Linked DNA regions of Mus musculus: region 1 is linked to region 2. The links are chromatin loops, found by intact Hi-C in ENCODE. Cell type or tissue: gastrocnemius. All regions are shown on one strand. Region 1 overlaps Pde4d (phosphodiesterase 4D, cAMP specific). Region 2 overlaps Pde4d (phosphodiesterase 4D, cAMP specific).

Region 1 (8,000 bases), 60 kb before region 2:
CAGACACTGGATAATTAAACAGGTCTCTTGACGCTGCACGGCGGGGTAACCCAAAGATGAGTTCATAGTCGTTCATTATTCTTTGTTCACCTCTTTCACCCCTGCTTCTCTTTCTTCTTCCACATGTAAAATCAGTATGGGTCAAGCTGACCTCACTCAAGTTTATTTTATTGTATTTTTTTAAAAAAGACCAATATCTCACCCTACTTTTGGAATACCAACATACTATCTGGGGACACGGAGAGAGATTTGGCTAGCATTCTGCGCATGTCAGCAGTAAACATAGCTTTAGGTTTTGATCCCTGAACCTTTTTGGCTATTCTTTAAGCCTTCATCAAGTTCCTTCTCATTCCATCTGAAAATTAAAGTAGCTAGGCTACTTTAAAAGGGCTAATAAACAACTTTGGCAATGGCTTACATTTTATCTTGTCTACTTGGCTGGTGTTTGTGGGACTCTTCATCTAGCACTGTCCAGTGTCCAAGCCCCTCCCCCTCCACGTTATTATCGAGCTGCTGCAGTACAGCTTTGAGACACCTGATCACTTAGATCATTAAAAATCAATCCAATCACTGAATAGTTCTGTACATTTTACAGAAACAGCAAAGAGTACAATATTGGATTGCTATTAAGTGACCCTGGGTTTTCTTTTTTTCTTTTTCTTTTTCTTTTTTTTAGCTGCCAGGAAAGTCTTTTGGTCAAATTGACTAAACGAGCATACCAAGCAGGAGAGAGGAAAAGAGCAGCGAAATAGAGTGAGCTTGGACTGGGAGGGCAATGTTTATCTTGGGATAAAGTAAGCTACTGATGGAGGGAGGTGAGAGGAGGAGGTGGGAGAAGCCCAGCATACCTTTAGCGGTCAGAGTGCTAGAATTGAGTGTGCTGGAATTTAGAGTGTGAGAGATTCAAGACAGTTGAACACAGACAACCAAACTCAGGGACGATCATGAAAGAAGGAAAGAAGAGGGGGGATTTTTTTTTTTTTTTTTTTTTTTTTTGGTGAGACCCTAACAGACAACCTGTACATGATTTGCTTGACTCTGTCCCAGACACATTGCTGGGGTAAGAAGCAGCTGATTAAATAAATAAAAACTCCTTCAATGGTTGACCCAGCTAGGAGGACAGGCTTGTTTCTCACGAAGTGGGCTTTCTTAAAAGAGACGGGCTAGATCTACCCTTGTTCTTTCAAATTCTGGATGCAGAAAAGAAATTGTCTACACATTCCTTTCCTCCTTAATACTGTAGCCACAGATAGCCCCGCCTTCCAAAGAACTGCCTTTCCCTTCCAGAACTGCATGTTCGCCTAATATTTTTCAACGATTTCTTCATTAGTCTAGAAAGAATCCTGGCTTGTATAACCACAGAGTGCGGACAAGGATGGATTTTGCTGTGGGATTTCTGCCACTGTGCCACTATTTCTGATTCCTCCCAGTGTCCTATTTAAAGTCACACTTAGCTTACTCAACTCATGCTCCTATAGGGAAAGGACCAGAAAAACCATCAAGTACTTCCTTGCTCCCCTTTGATATATATATATATATATATATATATATATATATATATATATATATATATATATATATATAGCTTGTCACCATTTCAAGTGTAACAACCACCTGAACACAAGACACTTAAAAATAGCATTTATAGTGTTATAAATGAAGCAAATATGCCAAGGAAGAGTGTATGTGTTTCTTTAGGTACTGAACAGATAGAATGTTATATGAGAGCCCTTTGATTGCAAAGCAGAAGACCAACTCCCCTCCCCCAGAACATGTTTTAAAGTTTGCTTACCCCACGCTAGGTCTGCTGCCTTGCAGAGCCTAAGGGTCAGAAAGCAGATATTTGTCACCATGGGTTTAAGTGAGAGTTACCGAGCTTGTAGTTAGGAATCACACCCAGCTTCTGATAGTCGCCATCATTTACATCATTATAGTTGCTTCTTACTCTGTTGCAGGGTTGTCTATCAGGCAGAAGTGATGTGTAATGCTTGAGGTCAGATACACAAGATGCTAAGTGCATTTGTTTTCGAGTACTCCCCTCTCTGAGACTGTCAGTAACTCATGGAGGACAACAGTAATCCTCAAGATGAACAAAGCCCAAGAACCATCACACACTATAGGGAAACCTTGAGCCATTTACATGGCTGAGGACTACACAGGTAGAGGTATGGCACAGGCTGATGGGGAAGACCTGGGGAGGAAGCAAAGAGAAGGCCATTCAAGCAACATTTGAAGAAAGGAAGTGTAATTGTCACCAACATGACCTTTCAGAATTCCAATTCTCCTTTAAGGGAAGTGGTAAGTCTGCACGTCATTGCACCCCAAGGGACAGGCACAGTCACCTGACTTTAGCTGATGTAATGTGAGCAGCAATGGATATGATATTCATCTCTCTTTTTAAATGCATATAAGCATCACATGTCTTCTTAATATCGCTATAACTTAGGAGAGAGGAAGAAAGAAGAGAGGGGAGAAAGGAAGGAAGGACAAAGGAAAAAGAAGCAAGTGAGGAAGAGACAGAGGAGAAAAGTGACCAGCAATATGTATCACCTTCAGGGAAAAAACTTTGAGAACAAGGGCATGATACCCTTCTCCACTGTATCATATAGTAGGATTTTTAAAGATGGTATTCTCTAACCAACTATGTCTGCAACTAAGGAACACATCTTTCCTCTACCTCCCACCAGTCTCTAATGCATAGAAAAGATCAAGGAAAAGCAAGTATTTATTGTTATAAATAACTGAAGCTTTGGGGTTGTTCATGTAGCATGAGATAGCTCACTGTCATTAAGATTGAAAGAAAAATCCAACAGCTAAAATTTCCATCTATGGAAAGATGTCTCGACTCAACCCTGAAGTTGAAGGTTCCTGCAAAGAAAGGGTCGATCGTGATTAGCACACAAATTCTTCCCGTTGGAAAGTGTGCAGATAGGGACAGGAAGAATTATTTTCACTAGATTCCTAAAAGTTGAAAAGGCAAGAAGCAGCTCAGATGCTGTCTTCCCTTGGGGGAAACATGCTCCTTTCTCCTCCACAGGTAAGTTTAGGTGAACCACAAGCTGTTAGTGCAAACTTCCCAGTGCCTGCTGAACATGGGGTGAGGCAGTACAGAGGCCAGTATAGGCTGACATGAAGACATTCCTAATAGTCTCTGACATAAATGGGTGATAAAGATTGTGTGAGCCAGTGGAATTTATTTTTCTGGAAGTGGGCTGACAATTAGCTAAGATTCAATAATTAATTTTAATTTGACCCAATTTTTAACTAGCAGATTGGATAGTATATACGTAAAAATCCATTACTTTATTGTGCTTTAACTTGCTTATTCATTATTAATTTGTATTGCTTTGTTTCTTATAGTCATCCATCCTATAACAAGAAATTTATCACGTGGTTCTGATTTGACTAAGTCTCAACAGAATTTACTCAGAAAATAGGAAGAATCAGGACCTAGACTCCAAGTATGGTTGTTCCTATAGGCGATGCACATGTGTATCTTACTCAATACTTCACAGAATATTATTTAATAGATACATAGGACAGTCACCATAATTGGCTTAGTCCTCTTGGGCTGCTGTGGCAAAATGCTGTTAGCTTGGTGGCTGCCAAATAAAATAATATTTATCTCTTACAGTGGAGGAGTCTGGGCAGCTGGGGGTTAAAGTACTGTCAGGTTTGTTAGAGTCTATCTGGGAAGGGATCTCCTCTAGGTTCATGAACTGCAATCTCTTCACTGATGTGCTGAGAAAGACTGTTTTTATTTTACTTTTTTATTGATGTGATAAAACATCATGATCAAGGCACTGTATAAAAGGAAGGGTTTATTTTGGGCTATAGTTACAGAGGGATAATTGTCCATCACAGCAGGGTATAAAAGCAGCAGGCATGTTGGCTGGAAGATCAGCTAAGAGCTCACACCACATGAAACAAGTAGAAAGAGCACACTGGGAATAGGGTGAGCCTTTGGATACCTCAAAGTCCATCCCAAGTAACACCTCCTTCAACAAGGCCATAACTCCTAAGTCTTCTCAAACATTTTAACCAACTAGGCATCAAACAATTAAACATTTGAGCCTGTAGGAATCCCTCTCATTTAAACCACCACAGGGCTTCTCTTACTTCTTTTAAGAAGACAATAATACCAATAATGGGTTTCCTTCTCAATCACTTAATCACTTCCCAAAGATTCTACCACTTTATAAAACCACACTGAAATTAGACTTCAACATAGAGTCTAGGACACTGGTTTTCATGCCTCCTAATGCTGTGACCCTTGAATACAGTTTCTCATATTGTGGTGACCCTCTACCATAAAAACACTTTAGTTGCTACTTCATAACTGTAATTTTGCTAACTGCTGTGAATCATGATGTAAATATCTGTTTTCCACTAGTCTTTAAGGGTCTCAACCCACAGGTTGAGAAACACTGGTCTGGGGGAGGTGGAATGTGGATACTCAGATAACACTGGCTTGACATCCAGAACTCATGCTCTTCTTTCTTGTAGTCCATTTTTCCTTTTCATTTCTTTTCTAGCAGTCAGAGCACTGTACATTCATGTGGCTGTCTACATGTACCCCTCTCCAACTTAAGCTTCATGTGAACTGGCTTGCTGTCAGCTCATAGCTGTGCATCCTCCTGGGCATACACAATGAATGCTATGAACCAACTGTTTCAGACATGTCTGCAGTTGTAATAAATCAGGACAGGCAGTGAAAACTACAGATTATCAAGGTTTCATAATTAAAATTGTAACTGTGAAATTATAATTTTTGACTCCCTTGGACTCATGAACCATTCTAACTCAAAAGAAGTTCTAGAATGTATTTTTGGCCCAATGGTCTTTATATCTCTGTAAACCTCAGTCATATCTGGGGGTTTTCAATTGAATTCGAACAACCAAATCTATCCGCATCACTAAACCCAATCAGCCAGGCTGTCATTCTCACTCCGATGCTATTTAGAATGTGCAATGAGCCACTGGATTCTACTTCCTAAAAACTAATTTCCCTGGAGCTTTCATCCTATTATTTTATCAATGCCCCTGGGGTCAGAAACTATGATTTCTTCTCTCCTGAACAGTACAATGTCTCATTAAAACTTCTTCCCATAAGCCTGAATATTTCTGCAGAAACTCAAGGATCCTGAAGGATCTTTGGTTTGATATCGGCTATATTTAGTGCTCTGAGGGCAACAGCACAGTAAAGTTCATTAATGACCCAGAAATAATTAATACAATATGTCTTCTGACTCCTTGATAGACAGTGGATTTTTTTTAGATTAAAAAAAATTTGAACAATGTTTTAAATGTGCCCAAAATGTTCTTATATATCCCAATGATCACAATGGACTATTATATTTATATATAAATATGGACAGGCCTGATAATTTAAAATTCTTAATTTTATTATTTTTTGCTTCTATCCAAGAGGAAGGTGGGGAGTGATCATTCATTTCTTCAACAAACATTGACTACCTATTTCCAAATACCAGGAACTACTAAAGTGGCTGGGGAGATGGACTAAGAGAGCTGAGCACTGAACAAGAAATCCCAGGGAATGTGGAGTGTGGCTGAAGTGACGGGAAGCATGAAGCCCCTGATGTAGCACTGTGCCTGTAGGCCTGAGAGCAGAGCAAAAGACTAGACCAACCACAGGTACATAGCGAGAGTGAAGTCAAAACTACAGTAGCAACCACGGGCAATAGGTTGCTCACAGGTTCTTCATCTCCATTTTTAGGAAGATTGGAATTTTCTGAAGCTTGGAGCAAAGCTGTAGCCTGCACTTAGCAGCCCCGCCTTGCTGTGCCTGGAGAATAAACGGTATCTGGGAGACCAATTGGGGCATGAAGCAGTAATATAGATGAGAAAGACAAACAGAGCAATGGAGGTGGCAAGAAATTGTCAGACTACAGCTCTTGAAGAAGGGCAGAGGGGCTGTCCGATGGGACTGAATATATGGCTTGTGAAACAGAAAATGTCAAAGTTAGGCTTCCTTGGTCATCCACTTGAAGAAGCAGCTTTGGTGGGAAAGAGCGAGTCTAGCTTGAGATACATATGGCTTTAGGCATTATAGTCACCGGTAGCCTACCATATTCATATATGTCAGTAACAAGATTAGGCGAGTATCTTAGTTACTTTTCTATTGCTTTGAAGAGATACCATGATCAACACAACTTACAGAAAGAACTTATTGTCAGCTTACAGTGTCAGAAGGTGAGTCCACGACCTTCATGGCGAAAAGCATAGAGGCAGTCAGATAGGCAAGGCACTGGGGCAGTAGGTGAAAGTTTACATAATGAGATAACAACCATAAAACAGAGTGTTAACTGGGAATGGGGCAGGTTTTTTGAAATTTCAAAGCTAATCCCCAACAACACAACTCCTCCAACAAGGCATTACCTCTTAATCCTTTGCAAGCATTTCCATCCACTGGGTACCAAACATTCAAATTATGAGCCTCTGGGTCCAGGAGCAAATGAGGAGTGGCCAAAGAAAATGGGCATGCAGAACAATGAAACACCCTGACATTCTAGTGGAGAGTATCATTGCCCTTCCCCCCAACCCCGGACTGATCGAGCATCAGCATAAAGACACCAACTCCACCAATTTTCAGTTGGTTGCAGGACTCACTGTCAATAAACTCCTCTAGACTAACATGAGTTGGTCTGTTTTAGAGTTTAACTGATCTGAAAGAAGCAAAAAGTGAGAAATGAAGATATGCGTAAGATTAACTGATGTTACATCTGTAAACTAAAATTAGATTATTCAGACACCCATTAAATTATGTCCTTAATGTTACACAACCACAACTATCTTTTTCTCTGGCTTTAATTGAACAATTGAATCATTTGTATTAGAAATCCTTATTAAAAGGGAAAAAAAGCAGTTTCCATTTATGTTTGTAGCATCTTTGAACAGGTTGCACCCATTCCCAAGAAAGTCTATTACTCAAGGAAGTTTACGCTCATTTCTTACTTTCTGCCTGGATGGTGCTGACTTGAGGCACAGAGCACACATTAAATTCAAAGAGCAACCACTTAGGTTAGCCACATAGGAATAGGCCTTTTTACAATGCAAGTATGTAACATTAGAAAGGCAATGAATTATGCTGGGGTAAGCATCTTGTTTTTAGGGACAAACTAGAGCTGAATTTTATACCAATTATGGTAGGTGTTCCTTGTCTTATGATAAGATTTAGAATTTTGGTTTCTCTTTTCTTTCTTTCTTTTTATTCTCTTCTTTTAAATAAATCCAAACTAAAAGAGTTTTCTTCTGAGCATGGAGAAAGGACTTAAAATAGATTACAGTATTATGGGGTGTGCTAGGCATTGCTTCTGTTGTTGCTCAGCCATACCTTACACTGCATGATATAATAACAATGCAATTCCCTGCCATATGTACTTGTATTTTTCTCTTAAAAAATATTTACTTGTAGATATGATTGTGTGTGTGTGCATACATGTACCACAAAGGCACTAGACCTCCTGGAGATGGAGTGACGCGTGGCTGGAAGCTGGCTGACTTAGGTGTTAGGCTCTGTACTCTGGTTCTCTGCAAGAGGAGTATGTGTTTTTAAGTGCTGAACCATCTCTCCAGCCACTTCTCTTTCACCTTCTAAAAATGAAGTTACAAATTCTTGCTCATCTAAACAGATGATAGTGTAAAACTTAAAATTAATTTAAACCTGCAGAATCTCATATGATTCTGCCTGATTTTCTTTTAATGGGTGAATATTTTAAAGGTATCAGGTGTTTTTTAGTCATGTGGAAAGGACTTATGTGATACTCAGGTAATGCTATTCTAAATGTGGGATTTTTGTTGTTGTTATTTTGTTTGTTTGTTTGTTTGTTTTGGTATTTAGATATAATTAGCATTAGTATACAAGGTATCACAGCATTTTGAATAGGTGAATTATGAATCAACTCTGAGGTTTCCTAGGCTAGACCATAAAAAGATGATGGTTTTAACTTATAGTGTGCTTGAGTTCTAAGCAGTCCTGG
Region 2 (8,000 bases):
ACAGTGACATGTGAATTGTTTGTAAGACAAGGATTGAGACATCTGTATGGACATTCTCAGAATCTCCACAAGAGGAGTTATTAAAGTAATTGAGGCATTCTCCTTGATACAAAAGGTTTAGTTAAGGAAATTACACCTGTGTTCAGTTGTATCAGTGAGGCAGAGATTATTACAATGATTTCTATATTTCCAACTACATGTCTTACACCAAGGGAAGTACTTACTTGGCAGTGAAAAAGTTCAGCTTGAAGAATACTTTCCCAAAAGCAAGTTCGACACAACAAAGAAAAGGCATGTCTTATGTGCTGACATTCTTTCCTGAACTGGCTATTTATGGAATAAAAGTACTTTCTTAGACTTCTGTAGCAATCATGTCGTCAGAGTCTTCAGATAAGAAACTTATCCCTATCGATACTTAGATACTTGTTACTGCAGAAGAAACAACTTGGTCATGTGACAGACATTTAAGGACCTCCATTAAATTATGCATAAGTGGATGGTGATTGTGATGGGAAGCAACAGAGGCCACTCTAGAAAGTTGTGCATAAATCACAAGACTTTCCTGATGTTACCTGGGTGACTCTGGGACTTTAGACCAATTACTTTCTTGCATGAGAAGACCTGAGGAGGATATTAAAGCTCTTCAAGGCAGGAGCAGTGTACAGCTTCAAAGCGCTGTTATCCTTTAGAAATGTTCGTAGAAGGGCAAGCAGAAGGAACGTGGGGTGATAAACTCACAAGAGCAGAGCACAGTGGCGAATGGCCTTGGAGATAAAGATAAGCAACTAAAATTGGTTGGGAAAGTAATGGGTACCCAGTAGAGGGAAATAGAGTGGGAGCAGTCGGGGGGTGGATCGGAAGAGCTAGACTGGATTTTGAAATCATTAGAGAAGATAATAAATAGCCAGAGAGGCGATTCTATAATTGAGATAAGAAACCAAAGGATAAGGATGGGTAGGCTATCCCTGAACCAAGGTAACATTTCAGAAGGGTCTAGCGAGGCCACTTAAAGGAGCACAAGGAGGTACAATTGACCAGATTGTGTAGATGAGCCAAGAGGAAAAGTTTGTTGTGTATATGAGAGAAGGTAGTTCTGCTCTTACTCTTACAAACCACTTGCTCTCTTTTCATTCACCTATTCTGTGTGTGGGTCCAAGCTATTTCTGGGCTCATCCATTCTAATATCTAGCAGGAGGAGGTAGAAGTCAGAAGTCAGTGGCTGAAGTTGTTTTGGAATACCAGTAAAGATTGAATCTCTGGGATACTGAGCTCCCAGCAGCCAGTCAAGACAACTGTCCCTTATTAAGTGAGGAGCAACCTGGAAACACACGTGGAAATCACAACAGACCTCAGCATCCTTGAGTGGAGGTTTGCTCTTTGAAGCTGTTTGTCTCTTAAAGCTGCTTTAAATAAATAAGTAGATTTGTGTGCTAAATATGTGTGCACATAAAATTTTAAACACATAGTGAGTCAAACAGCTTGTTCCATGACAGTGCCTTTATAAGCCAGTATTTAAGAACAAATTCATCCTGTTACCAATTTGCAATGTTAACTGCATCTATCCACTCCAACCTTCTCCACAAGTGATACTTTTCAGTGTCTCAAAGGCCAGGAACTTGCTAACAAGGGAAAAATAAACAAAGATTAAATAAAATGGATTGCAACTACAAACCTAGACCTAATGAATATGTTGAATTTTTTATAAAGCACCATTTCATATGCTGGTCAACAATTGATCTACTTAATGAAAACAATGGATGAATGAGAATAAAAATCAGCCTAATAGTGCATTTGCTATCAAGTTCTACTATAAGCAGACACCCTTAATGTCTTATTTAACAGTCAGCCAAAATTCATTTTTCTCTCATTTCTGTTATAAAGAAGGGGGAGTAATTTTATCATGGACTTCTTCTGACCTAGTGAATGGTTGTGGGATTCCAGCAACAGATCTCTGGACAATCTCTGGAGCCCTTGGGTCATCAGACAAGAGGTGCCAACTTTCCGTGGAACTCGATTATTACTGTCATGTATACTATTGCCCAGACCTCAATACTTTTATGAGTTGAAGTTCAAAAACAATACTCATTTTCGTGAAGAAGTTAAGATCTTATTGCTTTTTCTTCTTCAAGTTATATTATGGAGACTATTAGAAACACAAATGAACCTAACACAGGGCTGCTTTATTTTGCCTGGTAAGCCAGTAATTCCATTCTGACAGTTAAGGGACATAGATAGAACTTCACAGAAATACCATTTAACAAATTACGTAGCCAAAACAGATTTACCAAACTTAATCATAGTAATAGAATTGAAGGGGAACATTCCAGAAACGTTCGTTGCACGAAGACACTTTACAGAAATATTGATTTCTTGAACTGAAAGGCATCATCCAATATTTCAAAGTTGAAACTGGAAGAAACACATCCAATAATCAGGTTCCTATAGCAGCGTACTGAACTAGTAATTCTTCAATTAAATGACAAAGACAGGGTTTTCCCCCCTCCCAGTCAGTAATTGTATGTGAGGATATGGCAGGGAAATACATTCATTCCATCCCAAGGAAAGCATCTGAAACTGTAGCAAATTAATATTTGGACGGAGATGGGGGAGGGCTGAGAGGATAGGCAGGACACTCTGCTGGGTGGGTAGAAGAAACACTGCCCAAGCAAGGGAGTAGGACAGAAGGAGGAGACCCAGAGGAAACTAACAGTTAAGCACAGAGGATCTGCCCCAACTTCATCAGCCCATTCTCATCTCCGAAAATGCTTTAAAGTCACAGAGATACTGAAAACAGGCGCTGTGAGTATGTATTAGCCACAATTCTAAGTTAAGACATTACAACATTCATTGATATATAAAGAGTTTTTTTAAAAAAAGTAAAAGGAGCAGAAATAAAAGAAGTAGACACGGGGAAAGGAAGGGTGGCGAGGGGAGGGGAGTCTGGCCCTGTGTCTTTACCCTTGAGGAAGTATTAGCTTACAGGCTGACTTCGTCGTCTGAGGTGCTTTCTGGTACAAAGGCCATCTCTCCTTTCTGTATATGTTGATTCTGTCAGGAAGTTTATGAACAGATCTTCTGAGAACTATTGATTAAATAAAGTGGGGGCTCACTGCTTAGGAAGATTGTCCCGTATCTTGCTTAGTTGCCTTTACACAGACCAATTGACACACAGCCCAACTTTTTTTTGTTTAATGTCCAACTCAATGACCTTCCACTATTCACAGTTGTGAACACATTCCCACTGTTTAGAAAATGTTACTATGTTAAGAAGTCTTTTACCCTTTCAGCTTTCGATATCCATCCCTCACGCAGCCACGTGGAACCACTCATTTCTGACTGTCGATGCATCTACTCCCTAAACACTTCCTACGCACCAAGTCATGCAATAATGTCATGCTGGCTCTTTTCCAAGATTCATCCATGTGGCAGCAGGCATTCTGTCTGAAGACAGAGCTTCTTTTCCAATTTACTAATATTCGCTGTAGGAATAGATTCTATGTCTATTCTTCATGTGATAATCTATTTCTACTTCTGGTTATTAGAAAACTTGCTGCTACAAATATTGGCACACAATACTTGGGGGATATGCTGTCACTTCTCCTGATGTATTCCTGTAAGTGGAGTTATTGGATCATATGCTAACTCTATGTTCAACCATTTCAGGAAATGAGATATCCTATATTTTCCTACTGATTCCTCTATGTCCAACCAATGATTATCTGAAACAAGGCCATCTTCAAAGCTTCTAAAGGCTTTATTTTAGAGACCCACATTTGGTACCCAGCTTCTAGTTAAAATGACCTTGTTTGTTCATGAATTCACACTGCAATTACTTGATAAACAAAAGCCACACACTAGATGTCCTACATACTTATTCTTTCTGATACAATATACCATTTGTAGTAATGAAAATCAATTGTGAAAGCTCTTGTAGGTAGAGGCATAGAATGGTAGGTCTCCCATTAGGATGTTCCCCATGTTATTTTGCTGTTCTGCAACCTGACTGTAAAACATAATTTGGGGGTAATAATATTTCAAATAAAATATACAGAATTTTATGTTGGCTTGGCATTTTGAAGGTTACTAGCAGTTTCAGCCTGCATAATACTCACTCAACCCTTAGAGATTTCCAGAGTTGAAAAAAATTAATGTGTAAGTAAGCATCCCTACACTGTAATATCTATAGTAATCTCTAGTTACAGAGCTGGTGGGGTGTTACCCAAGACTCCAAAGTTCAAGACTACAGCATGTATATTTATAGCTAGTCTAGTGAGTAGAACTCTCAGATATGTTTATCTGCCACACTTCTCCTCTTTCTCCTCTTTCTACTCTCCCCAACACAGCAAAGCACATATATAATTTAAATTGGACACTCTGTTTAAACTCATATATACAGTGTGCTTACACAGGTAAACGTATCTATGCTCACCTCCTATAGAGAACACTTGCATGAATATACACTTCATATATATGCACATACCCTAGATGCATATTACATATACATTTACCTCACAAAATAAACTCAGCAGTGTATATTACAGATGTATACATATATGCATCTCACACATATTCACACACACTCATAGATATCATATATAAAATCTTAGACATCTAATATAGTCACATATGCATACTGCACACAAATGTTACATATGCATTCAGCTCTATGCCTCCCTTCCTCTCTCCCTCCCTCCCATGGCTAGAGAACTGTTGCATTAATTAGTCCTTTCAGGTTAGAAAGCACCAAGGATAGTGAAACCAAGGGCTAATATCCAAAATATATAAACAACTCAAGAAGCTAATCACAAAAAAACAAAACAAAAACAAAACAAAACAAAAAACCCAAACAACACAAAGAGTATAGAACTAAACTAAGAATTCACAACAGAGGAATCTCGAATGGCTGAGAAACATCTAAAGAAATGTTCAAAGTCCTTAGTGATCAGAGAAATGCAAATCAAAACAACCCTGAGATTCCACCTTACACCAATCAGAATGGCTGAGATCAAAACCTCAGGTGACAGCACATGTTGGCCGGGATGTGGAGAAAGAACACTCTTCCATTGCTGATAGGATGGCAAACTGGTACAACCACTCTGGAAATCAATCTGGAGGTTCCTCAGAAAATTGGAAATAGATCTACCTGAACATCCAGCTATACCACTCTTGGGAATATACCCAAAAGATGCCCCACCATGCCACAGGGCTACGTGTTCCACTATGTTCATAGCAACCTTGTTTGTGATAGCCAGAAGCTGGAAACAACCCCAACAAATATATAGCAGAGGACTGTCAGGTCTGGGCTTAGGCAGAGAAGATGCACCTAACCCTCAAGTGACTGGAGACCCTAGGGAGTTTATAGTTCTGGTGGGGTTGGAGGTGGGGGATGGGGACATCCTCGTAGAGACATGGGGTCAGAGAGGAGGTATGGGATGTGGAACAGTTGGAGGGTGGGCCAGACCGGGAAGGGAATAAAATCTGGAGTTAGAAAGAAAGAAAGAAAGAAAGAAAGGAGGGAGGGAGGGAGGGAGGGAGGGAGGGAGGGAGGGAGGGAGGGAGGGAGGGAGGGAGGAAGAAAGCACCAAGACAGGTTCTCTAGAGACAAGGCATATGCTAAGGCTCTGCCATCCTGTTATTTAACCTTCCTTTTTCTAGTGGTTTCTCTTTTGCTAGAAAGCGTCTCTTAAATTCCTGTGTTATGTGACTCAACAGTGAGTGGTGAGAGCCATAAGGATACCAGATAATGGAACGAGGCCAGCCTTGCCTCATACCTAAATCTTATGTAGGTGCTAGCAGGTCTGGAAATGGTACTAGCAGGTCATTTAGTTATAATATAACTACCAACTGTGAGAGCTTTTGGAAGGTTCTTAGAGCCCTAAATTCCAGGGTGGCTGTGGTAACAGTGTATCTACCTGGAAGCTGTTGTAGGGTCCAAGAGAAAACATTCAACACAAAATACCAGGCACGCTGGAAACATTTTTGAAAGGGTACCTGTTACAATTACCAAAAGTTATCTTGCTCATGACAATGTGTCCATTTAAGAATACAGTTATGAGCTTTTTTAAAACAACAAATTATAAAAGAAAAAAATGCAAAGCACACTACTTCAGATATATTCCTATTAAAAATGATGAACACCTTGTGCATCATGAATGACTCTTCTCTCTTAATCTCTCCTACTATAACTGATAAAACTGAAAAGTCTCAGAATGAAAATTTACTTGTTGTAATTTTCCACCCAACTGCCAATCTGTCAGAGAATCCCATGCCAGTCCTGTGGCCCAACAACTCCTCAGTGACGGAAAATCACTTCTGAAGACCACGCCTTTGTTCTGCTCTGAAGGCTTTCAACGCTTTCTGACCAGAGATTCCACAAATCTCCAACACTGGACGTTTTAGACTGACTTTCTAACATAACACAATTTCTTTTCTAAAATAATTATGGTAGTTGTGTATGTTTTCTCTCAAAGCTTACAGCCTCCTCTTTCCTGTGTGTAGTCTCAGGACACACCATCTGTGTATTTTAACACTTCAAGATGCATAGCTTACCTGTGGCTATTTCCGTTCATGCAGGGTATTTAGTACCCAACCACATCGTCTTTCACCTGCCTTACCTGCCTGCTGTTGATATTAGAATAGTAAGTCATAAAATAAATACAAATACCTTCAATTTTTCTCCAGGCAAGAGTTGCAATTTACTTTCACAATACAAGGGAGGGTTTTTTTTTGAGTTACACCTTTATTATTTAACAATTTGATTTTAATTACCATTTTAATATTGTTTGTAAACTAGGACAAAAGAGATCATCAGTTTTGAAAATATTTGAATGTACTTATGACATATATGTTAAATTTGGTTTAAAACTCCTAAGCAACATATTAGTATGTTTATGAGCTTGAAACTATTTGCTAGATTGCCATTAGGGTGAAATTTTAATAAATATTTTAATTGAAATTACTATATTGGAAAATAATTGCTAAATATAATTTGCTATGTAATTACACAATGTCAGGCATGGCCATAATCAAGATTTTCAAATGTCATTTGTCAATGATACACATATAAATATAATAGGAAAATTGTATTATTCTCTTCCCTGTACAGATTAGAAATTATTTTAAAGTGGGGATTCCTGAGTACATAATTTACTAAAGTGACTCATGAAAAGTATTATTAATGCCAAACTTCTGGCTACTCTTCTACGCTTTGAAACTCTACTCTGTTCTGTTTTCTCAAGAATCCAAAATGGAGGGCTGGATTTTAGAGCAGGTCCTTTGGTCTGAGGCTCCTCAACTGACTCCAGAGGTCAAGGAGGATAAATTATCACTGTCAAACTCATGGCATCACTGCATGGCTTGATATCGTGCCAACATGTATGTGTGTACATGTATCATGCATGGGTGTTTTGAGACAAACGGAATATAATTTCGGATGAAGTTTTTACTATTTAATCGAAAGCTTTGTGTTTGGCAGAAACATTCATCCCAAGTTCAATTCCTAACCTAGAAAAGATGTTTTCCATCAATAAATAAAATCTCTCTCTCTCTCTCTCTCTGTGTGTGTGTGTGTGTGTGTGTGTATGTGCCCCTCCTTCCTCCTTCCCTCCCTTCCTCCCTTCCCAAAAATAAAGTTTATTGCATAGAAATATAACACACACACACACATGTAAATCCTCTCCTTCCTCTTCTCCAATGGCTCTGATGCAGAGAACCTATAGATTATACCTTACTAGAACGTCTTTCAAATGTCCAGGTAAGACCCCATCTATACATTCTGTATTAGCAAGCTGCACATTCATGTAACCATCTACCAGGTAGCACTTACATTCCATTCTCTAGTTAAGTTTTGCCACCACTAGCTTTTCTGTCAGTCCCTTGAGAAAAGACCTAGAATTGAGGGATAAACTCATCGTGAACAGCCACAAGCATGACACCCCACTAGCTGCAGACCCAGCCACTGCCTGCCCCTCGTCACCACAACAGCTACCACTCACCCCAAC

The links. Peaks named below come from ENCODE experiments on the same cell type or tissue, not always from the same donor. Only the 100,000 strongest peaks of a DNase experiment are listed, where the experiment ranks them.
Region 1: a loop joins it to region 2, with 2.0 times the contacts of the local background. A loop is called at or near these places in 2 of 42 quality-filtered maps.

Annotation. Positions count from the first base shown.
Region 1 is chr13:109,417,590-109,425,589 of GRCm38, reverse strand. The region is part of intron 3 of Pde4d (phosphodiesterase 4D, cAMP specific); the gene reads right to left. It overlaps Gm32703 (a long non-coding RNA gene), which reads left to right. Exons shown (of 3, transcript XR_003950566.1): 3 at 1-424. Among named protein-coding and RNA genes, the nearest start is that of Gm32703, 19 kb to the left of the region's middle. In gastrocnemius, no CTCF peak of the experiment used is centred here; no DNase peak of the experiment used is centred here; H3K27ac peaks cover 659 bases.
Region 2 is chr13:109,357,913-109,365,912 of GRCm38, reverse strand. All of the region lies in intron 3 of Pde4d (phosphodiesterase 4D, cAMP specific), which reads right to left. Among named protein-coding and RNA genes, the nearest start is that of Mir582, 37 kb to the right of the region's middle. In gastrocnemius, no CTCF peak of the experiment used is centred here; a DNase peak (open chromatin) is centred at 3,370; H3K27ac peaks cover 774 bases.